Regions from separate parts of the Homo sapiens genome. Here region 1 is linked to region 2. Evidence: read pairs that join two places in POLR2A ChIA-PET (ENCODE). Cell type or tissue: OCI-LY7. All regions are shown on one strand. Each heading gives the region's core, and the rest is flanking DNA. Links, peaks and the distances in the headings are about the cores only. Region 1 overlaps PIAS1 (protein inhibitor of activated STAT 1). Region 2 has its middle 7.4 kb from the start of PIAS1.

What was found. Peaks named below come from ENCODE experiments on the same cell type or tissue, not always from the same donor. Only the 100,000 strongest peaks of a DNase experiment are listed, where the experiment ranks them.
Region 1: POLR2A ChIA-PET joins it to region 2 with 14 read pairs; 4 of 35 experiments call an interaction of 5 or more read pairs at or near these places.

The regions. Positions count from the first base shown.
Region 1 is chr15:68,190,358-68,195,732 of GRCh38, reverse strand. It overlaps PIAS1 (protein inhibitor of activated STAT 1), which reads right to left. Exons shown (of 14, transcript NM_016166.3): 14 at 1,886-5,375. It overlaps CALML4 (calmodulin like 4), which reads left to right. Exons shown (of 5, transcript NM_033429.3): 5 at 1,621-5,028. The coding sequence ends at 1,718. Among named protein-coding and RNA genes, the nearest start is that of CALML4, 12 kb to the left of the region's middle. In OCI-LY7, for the core only: CTCF peaks have their summits at 371, 570, 3,294 and 3,497; a DNase peak (open chromatin) is centred at 572; H3K27ac peaks cover 3,128 bases.
Region 2 is chr15:68,044,237-68,049,589 of GRCh38, reverse strand. No RefSeq gene overlaps it. Among named protein-coding and RNA genes, the nearest start is that of PIAS1, 7.4 kb to the left of the region's middle. RefSeq lists enhancers at 3,578-4,097, 4,098-4,618. In OCI-LY7, for the core only: no CTCF peak of the experiment used is centred there; no DNase peak of the experiment used is centred there.

The DNA.
Region 1 (5,375 bases), core at 175-5,174, 150 kb before region 2:
GGAAGAATGATACCAGCAGCAGGAATCCTTTTTCTGGGTGATCGAAAGACAATTTTCAGTTTAAAAAGCATCCTTGGAATGGCTGTGGGTGAAGCCTTCTCCTGAGGCCTGGGATGGGCTGACTTTAGCACTTTGGCTTTCTATGGGTCTTTGAAGTGAGATGGAGTGAAAGGCTGTTCTACTCAGGTGTCCTCAGACTTGGCACCTGGCTAAGTGCTGTCCCTCGCCCAGATGGGAAGAGGCTGCAGTGACTGGCCCTGGAGCTGATGTTGGCCTATCCCCCAGGATGGTTTTAGCCACCTGGCTGATTGTGGAAACTTCTCCACAAAATGAGATGAATTATACTGTCCTCAACATTCTCCCAATAAATACTCAGAACTACTATCAGCTTAGGCCAAGGCATGGTGATTATACTTTCGAGAAGGATAGTTAAGCAGAGAATCACAGGATATTTTCTAACTGACGACCGGAGGTGTGTGTGTGGAAGGTATCCAGGCCTGGGAAGTTGACACAGGGCAGTGAGATGAGGACAGGCTAAAGAGCCATGGTAGGTTGACCCCAAGAGGCCATTGTGGAGAATACAAGCTGAAATGGCTCTTGCCAACGCCTGGGACAAGCTATTATTTTATCCCAGGAATCCAGAACCAGAAGAAACAAGCAAATGAAGTGATTTTTTTTTTTTTTTTGGAGTGATGGAGAACAATGGCAGTTTTGTTTTGTATACTGTGAGCTCTCAACAGAGTTGGATTTATTTTTCTCTCATATAAACCCCATCCCCCAAACATTTTTTTTTTTTTTTAGAGGTGATGGTAGCAGACAGTGCTTGTCACTAAGTCCTCTCTTGGGGTGGGGGCAGAGGTGGTGAGGAGCACCGGCTTAGGGGAAAAGGCAGGCAAGTGAGGAGCAGGCCGAAGCCTGGGACTGTGGAGGATGTTCGCTCTGTTTGCAGGCTGAGCTGCGGAAGGTAAAAACTCCAGGCCAAAGGATTCTAGAAATATGGGCACAGGGGTCATATTTTCATGAAAAAATAAAAATAAAAGCACAGGGTGGGCCGGGCACAGTGGCTCATGCCTGTAATCCCAGCACTTTGGGAGGCTGAGGTGGATGGCTCACCTGAGGTCAGGAGTTCAAGACCAGCCTGGCCAACATGGTGAAACCCCGTCTCTACTAAAAATACAAAAATTAGCCGGGCATGGTGGTACTTGCCTGTAAGCTCAGCTACTCAGGAGCCTGAGGCAGGAGAATCGCTTGAACCTGGGAGGCGGAGGTTGCAGTGAGCTGAGATTGTGCCACTGCACTCCAGCCTGGGCAACAAGAGCGAAACTGTTTTAAAAAAAAAAAAAAAAAAGCACACGGTGGCATCAGTGACCGAATCCTTACCAGTACACCTCCCTACTCCCTGCCCCTGCAGAAAGCCCGATTAGCTCAAAATGGAATAAGGGTCTCAGGAGTGCAGGGATGGGTTGTCCCTTTCTGTTCACTGGTTTACTTCCTGGTCTACAGGAATAGTCAACTGCACGCTCAGGGAAGACCTTAGGGGAGCTCCAGTCCCCAAAAAACTCACTGTTTTATAATGGAACACTAAAGCCAAACTGAAAAATTAAATGTGATTTATTGCAGTGGATGATCTCTTCAGGGAAGCAGATATCGAACCCAATGGCAAAGTGAAGTATGATGAATTTATCCACAAGATCACCCTTCCTGGACGGGACTATTGAAGGAGGAGAATGGGAGAGCCTCCCCTGGGCCTGAAAACTTGGAGCAATTAATTTTTTTTAAAAAGTGTTCTTTTCACTTGGGAGAGATGGCAAACACAGTGGCAAGACAACATTACCCAACTATAGAAGAGAGGCTAACTAGCAACAATAATAGATGATTTCAGCCATGGTATGAGTAGATCTTTAATAAAAGATTTGTATTGATTTTATTAACTACCGTGAGTCCGGCCCTTTCAAGCATGGAAGGAGCCTGCGGTTTGGAGTCTGGCCTGGGTTCCAGTCCTGGCTCTGCTGCTTCCCACTGTGACTTTGGGCAAATCATTTCACTCCTCAAAGCCCCCCCACACAAGCTGGATTCCCACTTCTTACCTCATGGAGCCTGTTGAGGAAGGATTGAGCTGATGACTTAAGGGCAATCTACCAAGAGACTTATTCTGTATTTGGGGGCTAGAACCATCTTCCATATTTCCAAGATTTTCCAAGATGAAGCCAGTGCTAGCTGAGAAGCAGCAATGAACAGAAAGCTGTAACACTTATGACAACAATTCTTGCAGTGCCAGAGGCCCATTTACAAATTCTCATTTCCATCTCAACAGATATAGTGACATAGCTCAGGCTATTCATTCATAAACACAGAGTGTAGAGTGAAAACACTAGAGTGAAAACACATGCTACAATGAGGCAGCATCAGCTGAGAGCAGGAAGAGCGATCTACTTTACACCCCACACCAAAGGAAACCAGATGTGAGCTGCTAAATTGACTGGCCTTGCAGAGCTCAAGAAGGGGGCTTCCAATGCTGTGAGAATTCCGAGCTGTTCCCTGGGCTCTGTTAACAGGCAGAGAGGTTCCGGGATGGTCTGCTCAAGTGGCCCACACTGGTCATTGCCTTAAGCCACCTCCCCAGGACTTACGGAGAGAAATAAGGGGATGTAACCAGCAATGGCCAGGGTACAACAGCCCTGGAAAACAGTAGTAGGAGCACTAGGCTTTCTGGGAGTCCATCCAGCTGGAGTGGCTTTGAGTGAGTTACACAGCTAGAAGGTGCCAGGTTGGTGCTGCCAGAGATTCAGAGGTGCCATACACTTGTCAAATCTGGATCATTCGTAGTGCCAGCACAGTCCTAAAAGGGCTGGAGTACCACACCAACACAGGTAGGGGTGCAGGGCTTCAAGTACAAAGATTTGCATCCATGTATGTATCAAAAGTGGGTTCTCTGGGCTGTGGCTTTGTCTAGTAGTACCACAGTGGCTAAAGTAGAAGAAAACCAAATCAAATGGGATGTGTCTTTTGGGAGGATGTACAAGACACAAATCTTTCACTAGGCACCGGGCACAGGGAAAACTGCAGGGAACAAGAGTTGTAGTGTTAGTGCAACTGTCTCAACGATGCTGTGTGGCTTCAGACCCAAACAAGGCCCTGAGGAAGGAGACTCTCATTTCCCCAAGCATAACTGCAAGGAGAGGAGGAATTCCTAGGAGCCAAAGAGTTTTGTGGGGTGAGGGTAAATAAATGGCCCAAATGCCAACTAGGTGAAGTTGTGACCATCTGGCTGGGAAGCCCAGGTCCACACAGTGTAGGAGCAGATGTTTTGTGGGGTCTGAGGTTTACGAGATTTGGCTGCCTTAAGAATACAAAAACAGAAATGCAGAATTTCTGGGGCTGCTCCTAGGACCAGAACAAGTGAAGGGTCCTGGTGCTTAAACTTCATTACCTTCATGGTAAATCCACCAGAGGGCCGGTTAGATGCTGGCCCCGCCGAGAGAACTGCTGTCACTTTCAGGCAAAGCTCAAAGGTCCTAGGCCCACAGTTCTTTTGAGCTCCAGTCATGGACATTAGGAAGTAAATCCTGCACAGCCAACCTGGAATACCAAAGATTAGATGGGAGATAGATACCAATGATTTAGATGGCACAGGAAGAGCAAGTTCTGGATATAATAAATGAGGGTACTTTCCGTCAAAGCTTTTCTATGTCTATATTTATCACTGAATAGTCCCAGTATGGTTTTAAAGCAAGTTTTATGAATCTCATTTGCCTAACAGGAATCTGAAATATAACTTGCCAAAAACACACAGTTGGTGTGGAATGGTCATTAGAACCTGGGGCTCCTCTTCACGGACTCCCTGCTCATTAAGGGATTCAGTGGTCCAGAGTCTAAGATCCTATTAAGTGTTTGATTCAAACCTCTACCCGAGGAAGGGCTGTTACCTTACTCCTGGTCCTGGTTTCAAGCTCATTCCTGAAATTCCAGCTGGTTTCTCTAGCACCTAGTGTTGTTTACAAGAAGGCCACGGTGCTCTTAGCATTCAAACTGCAGATACTAAACAGATGCTGTGATTTATTAAAGAGTTAGCCATATTTCAACAAGAAAGGGAAATGATGGCTATATTCATTACTTACCTCAAAGCATGCTGCAAGAAAATTAGTTAGTTACTTGTCATGCTTTGAAATCTCTGGATGAAAGGTGCTTTGGAAGCACAAACCATTATCACTTGTCTCATAGGGATTGTCCCCTTGAACATCCAGCAGTGTTATTTTACAGAAGACAAATTAACTGAAGGCTTTTCTTTTATTACATCTAAAGAGCTCTACATAAACAGGTAACATTCAATAGGTAAACAATTTTTTTCCAATGCATGTAATAAATATTTTCACTTGGTACTTTTATACAAACTGACATTGTCTACTATACATTTTTAAAAGCCATTTTACTGGTTTGGCATGCGGTATGGAAATTCTAAGAGAGAAAGTTTTAAGGCAATGAATCACAGATTTAAGTTCATGGAATTTATGGTAACTTTATCTGTTTATGTACATTTTCCCCTTTGTTAAACAATTAACAGCAGCACACTCTGGGACCACCAGCTATTTTCCCTCTCTTTCTGAAATCTAAGCTTTGTATTTAATTAAAAAACAGAATTCAACATCTATTGATAAAACAAAATTCTTACTAAAATAATTTCAAATGTGCTTTAAAAAGTCCTGAAGATCTTGAAAGTTTTATGTGTTTAAAATTGAAATTGTCTAAAAAAATGCTCTTTCCACATTAATTTAGTTAGGATATATTTTCACTCCATTTCAGACACTTGACTCAAAGGAAAATCTGCCAAAGAATCCGATTTTTCAGAGCTTACGTGAATCTTTCCTCAGTAAAGATACAGAATTGTGATCATGTCTAAATAATTAGTAAAGCAATTTTAATGCTCAAAATAGTCAACCAAGTATGGCATGGTTCTGGTTCAGATTTTTTTTTTTTAAGATGTATCCAATAACACTCACGAAGTAATTAAAAGCCACTTTAACCCTGCTAGTCAAATAGCTATTTTATCAAAGATGTGTGCATACAGATGTATATATATATACACACACACACACACAGTACTGTACAGAAACAAACATATGCATACCTACTATGAACGGCCAAGGCAAGGGGGATGATGGCAACTTGACTAGATTCTGAGAACTGCTATTTGTCCACAGATAGCATGTCAATGTTGGGATGGGTTGGGGAGTGAGCGTAGGCTAAGAAAAAAAGAGATGAAGTGACTATGTGCTTTTCTTTAAACTTAGTAGTTACAGACATAGTACAGGACTCTACTAATAATTAGTAGAGATCATGAAAGTCTGATTGATATTGACCATGAGACCAACAGAGTG
Region 2 (5,353 bases), core at 1-5,000:
CTTGCCTCAGCCTCCTAAGTAGCTGGGATTACAGGTGTCCACCACCATGCCCAGCTAATTTTTGTATATTTTGTAGAGACAGGGTTTCATCATTTTGCCCAGGCTGGTCTTGAACTCCTGAGCTCAAGCGATCCACCCACCTTGGCCTCCCAAAGTGCAGGGATTACAAGTGTAAGCCACCATAACTGGCCTCAAATTTTAAAAGCTGTAAAGACATCCTGATTTCTCTTTCATTCACCTCTCAAATGAATCCATCAGCCGGTCCAACTGACTCTAAATCAAAGCCCAAGCCAGTTCATTTCACTGCATCTCCACTACCATCATCCACTGATGCTTATTTTTGGACCCATTCCAAGCTGCCATAGTCTCAAAACTGCTGGTAAAACTGCCTAACTCAAAGGGCCACGTTATGACTTCCATGGCCCTAGGCACTTTTGCTTTCTTGGTTTCTATGCTACAGTAAATGTATATACAGTTGACGCTTGAACAACACGAGTTTGAACTGCGCAGATCCACTCGTAGGTGGCTTTTTTCCCTGCCTGTGACACCTCTGAAACAGCAAGACCAACCCCTGGTCTTTCTCCTCCATCTCAGCCTACTCAATGTGAAGACAAGGATGAAGATCTTTATAATGATCCACATCTGCTTAATGAACAATCTTCCGTATGACTTTTGTAATCACATTTTCTTTTCTCTAGCTTACTCTAAGAATGCAATACATAACACATATAATATACAATGTATGTACTAATTGTTTATGTTATTGGTAAGGCTTCTTGTCAACAGTAAGCTATTAATAATTAAGTTTTTGGGGAGTGAAAGTTATGCGTAAATTTTCTATTGTGTGAAGGGTCAGCTCCCCTAATCCCCTGGTTGTGCAAAGATCAACTGTATTTGGGCTTTGTCCCTCGTTCCTGAGACAGAGCTCCTAAAACACATGGAATTTTCTAACAGGAGTATCTTTTGTTTTTCATAACAAGCCTCTTTCAATCACACCTAATGAGGTGACATGGAGTGGGGCCCCTAGATGGCTTCAGGATGGGTGCTGATCCCCACAAAATTAGAAGGGGGCTGGGTATGGTGGCTCACACCTGTAATCCCAGTACTTTGGGAGGCCAAGGTGGGAGGATCGCTTGAGCACAGGAAGTCAGGGCTGCAGTAGGCTGTGTTCACACCATTGAACACCAGGCTGGGTAACAGAGAGAGACCTCCTCCTTCCACCCCCAAAATAATTGAAAAGTGGGAACTTTCAGCCTCACCCCATGCCCTACCTCCAGGGAGAAGAAGGGGCTGGTGATTGAGTTATAAATTCTTCAACAAGAGATAGAAGAGGTTCTGCACTGGCAAACACACGAGAGTACTGTGGGGAAGAGCAACAGGGCACGGAAGCTCTGCATAGTCCCCCTTTACATTGCCCTGTGCATCTCTTCCATTCAGTTATTTGAGTGGCATCCTTCATAATAAACTAGTAAATGTAAGAAACACATTTTCCTCAGTTCTGTGAGTCATTCTAGTGAATTATTCACCATGAGGAAGGAATTATAGGAAGCCTTGACTTCACAGCTGGTCAGTCGGAGTGCAGGTGGCCTAAGGAACTTGTGACTGGTGTCTGAAGGAGGGTATCCTTGTGGGACTGAGCCATTAATTTGTGGGATCTGAACTAACTCCTGGAGTTGACGTCAGAATTGAAATGACTTGTAGGCCACCCAGTTGCTGACAGAGAATTGAAGAATTGGTGTGGAAAGTCACCATGTATTTAGTGTCAGGAAGAACATCAGAGGTACATTCTTCTATTAAAAAATTTAATTATATTTGCTCTTTTTGTTTCTTTGTTTTTTGTTGAGACAGAGTCTCACTCTGTCGTCCAGGCTGGAGTGCAGTGGTGCCATCTCGGCTCACTGCAACTGCGTCCCCTGGGTTCAAGCAATTCTCCTACCTCAGCCTCCCTAGTAGCTGTGATTATAGGTGTGCACTACCACGCCTGGCTAATTTTTGTATTTTTAGTAGAGACAGGGTCTTGCCATCCCCGGCCCCACCTTCTAATTTTGTGGGGACCAGCACCCATCCTAAAGCCATTTAGGGGCCCCACTCCATGTCACCTCATTAGGTGTGATTGAAAGAGGCTTGTTATGAAAAGAGGCTTGTTATGTCTCAAACTCCTGACCTCAAGTGATCTGCCCGCCTCGGCCTCCCAAAGTGCTGGGATTACAGGCGTGAGCCACCACATCCTGCCAAAAAAAAAACTATATTTCTTTTTTTTCTTTTGAGACAGAGTTTCACTCTTGTTGCCCAAGCTGGAGTGCAATGGCACAATCTCGGCTCACTGCAACCTCTGCCTCCCAGGTTCAAATGATTCTCCTGCCTCAGCCTCCCAAGTAGCTGGGATTACAGGCACGCACCACCACACCCAGCTAATTTTTTGTATTTTTAGTAGAAACAGGGTTTCACCATGTTAGCCAGGCTGGTCTCGAACTCCTGACCTCAGGTGATCCGCCTGCCTCAGCTTCCCAAAGTGCTGAGATTACAGGCGTGAGCCACTGTGCTTGGCCTATATTTCACTTTTTTTTTAAAGAGAGGGTCTCCATATGTTGCCCAGGCTGGTCTAGACCTCCTGACCTCAAGTGATCCTCCCACCTCAGCTTCCCAATAGCTGGGATTATAGGCACAGGCCACCAAGCCCAAAAAATTATGTTTTAAAACTGTGTTGCTATAAATACAAATGTAATCCCAACTGATTATGTTAGTGGATCTTTGGGGTGTTGGTTTTTGGCTGGAAACCTCTGTGGCCAGTGGCACCTTTGTCCAAGTTTTGCTCAGGCCCGCTGGGCTCACTCTGCCCACTTGGCTTTGCAGGCTGCGCTCGGCTCACACTACCAACCAGGATCCCTCCCCTGCCGAGGGAGACTGCATGAAGTGGTGAGGGGTGAGGGGTGAGGGGTGTGTGAGTGAGCATGGAGTCCAACTGTGCAGTCAGACATGCCGGCTGCCTCAGCAGGGTGAGCAATTCTAGGTGCCAGCTTGCACGCTGGCTCTCTGCAAGGCTGCAGCTGGACCAGGCACATGCAAGCAGCTTCCATTCCTGGCACCAGGGAACATGGTGGTGCCTGGAAGCTTGGAGACACCAGGAACCGAAGGGCTCCAAGGAGGGAGTGACAGCCCTGGCTTGAAGAGCTCCCAGGTCTGAGCTCCCCGAAGGGCCACAGCTCTTCTTTCCTCCTCTTCGCCTGCAAGGTGGCGAGATGGGGATGGCTCCTCTCTGCTAGGCAAGTCATCCCAACAAGTGTTGAGTTCTAGAAGCAAAGAGGGTAGCTCCTTCTGCAGCTAGCCATCCTGACAAGTGTTCAGCTATCAGCAGAGAGGGTAGCTCCTCTCTGCAGCTGGACGTCTCATCATCTGCAGTGCTCTGGCTGAGCCCAGGGCTTTTATGGGCCTCAGATGGGAGGAAGTGCTGCCAATTGGTCTGTGGGCGGCCATGGGAGGGCCTGGAAAAGGCACCACAAGTTCCCACTCCAGTCAGCAGTACTAGCAGCCTGGCCTGAAGGTGGGGCTTCACCAGTAACCTGTCCTCTTCCACCCAGGAGCCGATCTGCCTCCTGCCACCATCCATGGTGCCCAGGCTGCTTGTGCAAAAGGGCACCTGTAGGCCAGTGCTGGGTTGCCCTCAGGCGCCCCTCGGCTTCCCCCCAGAGCTCCTTGGGGCCCAAATTCCGGAAAGGACCAAGACAGCAGGGGGCTGGTGTGTCAGCTCTGCTCCAAGTGTGCACACACCTGGCCAGACTGTAACAGTGCCTGGGCTCAGCCCCAACCCTGCTCTGAGATTGGAGCAGGCACCAGGGGCAGGGAGAGGCCAGGCAGCAGGAGCAGACACCCCCCAAGCCTGAGGGGGGAGGGGGACTTTCCCAGGACCCCAAGGGTGCAGACTGCAGAGATGCCCAGGTCCTGTGCCTGGGAGGGTAGGACTCCCGCCTGCCTACTCTGTGGAGCAGCATGCAGGCAGCCCTGGCCATGCCTCCTTGCAGCTCCAGGTCCTTACTGGGCCCCTCTCTGCCCACCCCTCTGTGCCCAACCATGCTGCTCCCTGCTGGCAGGTGGCTCAGCTCAGCCCCATTGCAGTGGCACCCAACGTGGCAGGCTTGGCGGGGGGGCTCTCGCTTACCCTGGCTCCTGCTGGCTCTGTGGAGCACAGCATTACTCCAGCCCAGCTCTGCCTCCTCCTGGCACCCTCCCCACAGCAGCTGACCTGATGACAGCGACCGCCGTGGACAGCCCGCTGCTGCCATCAATTGCACTTAATTTGTTCTTATTATTTGAAAAGATTTAAAGCATTTTCATGGGACCCTAAGATTATTGTGGCCTTCAGCCAATACAAAAAAAAAAATGAAAAAACTCAAAATGAATCATAGACCTGAATTTAAAAATTAAAATTAAAAAATTATTAGATGAAAATCCCTATGTTATTGAGTTAGACATAGTCTTCTTAGATATGGATCACACACTTAGATATGAATACCAACATGCATGTTGGTAGGAAAGGTACAGCCACTATGGAAAATAGTTTGGTACTTCCTTTGAAAACAAGATGTACTTATTGTACAACTCAGCATTTGCACCCTTAGACAGAGAAATGACATTTTCACACAGAAGTTTGTAGAAGAATGTTCATAGCAGCTGTATTTATGAGTCCAAAACTGGAAACTACCCAAATCTCCTTTGATGAATAAATGGCTAAAACTGCGATACATACATACCATGGACTACTAATCAGCAATGAAAAAACAATACAACACCTTGGATAAATCTCTAGGAAATTATGCTGGGTTAAAAAAAATAATTTCAAAAGAATACATAGTACATTATTGCCTTTATGTAACAATCATGTAATAACATAATTATAGACATAGGCTGGGCTTGGTGGCTTGCACCCATACTCCCTGCACTTTGGGAGGCTGAGTCAGGTGGATCGTTTGAGCCTAGGAGTTCAAGACCAACCTGGGCGACATAGCAAGACCCCTGTGTCTAAAAATAATAATAATAATAACATAATTATTGAGATAGAGAACAGGCTAGTCATTCTCTGGGGATTAGGGAAGGGTAGAAAGGATGGGTGATATTGATGCCAATTTTTTGGTTGTGATATTGTATTATAGTTGCATAGGATGTTAACATTGCAGGAGACTGAGAGAAGGGTACATGTGACTTCCCTGTACATTTCTCTTGCAGGTGACTCTACAATTATTTCAAAATAAAAAGTAGGTGTATATAGACTGTCCCCAGCTTACAATGGTTTGATCTACAATTTTAAAACTTTACCACCGTGCAAAAGCAATACACATTTGGCCAGGCGCAGTGGCTC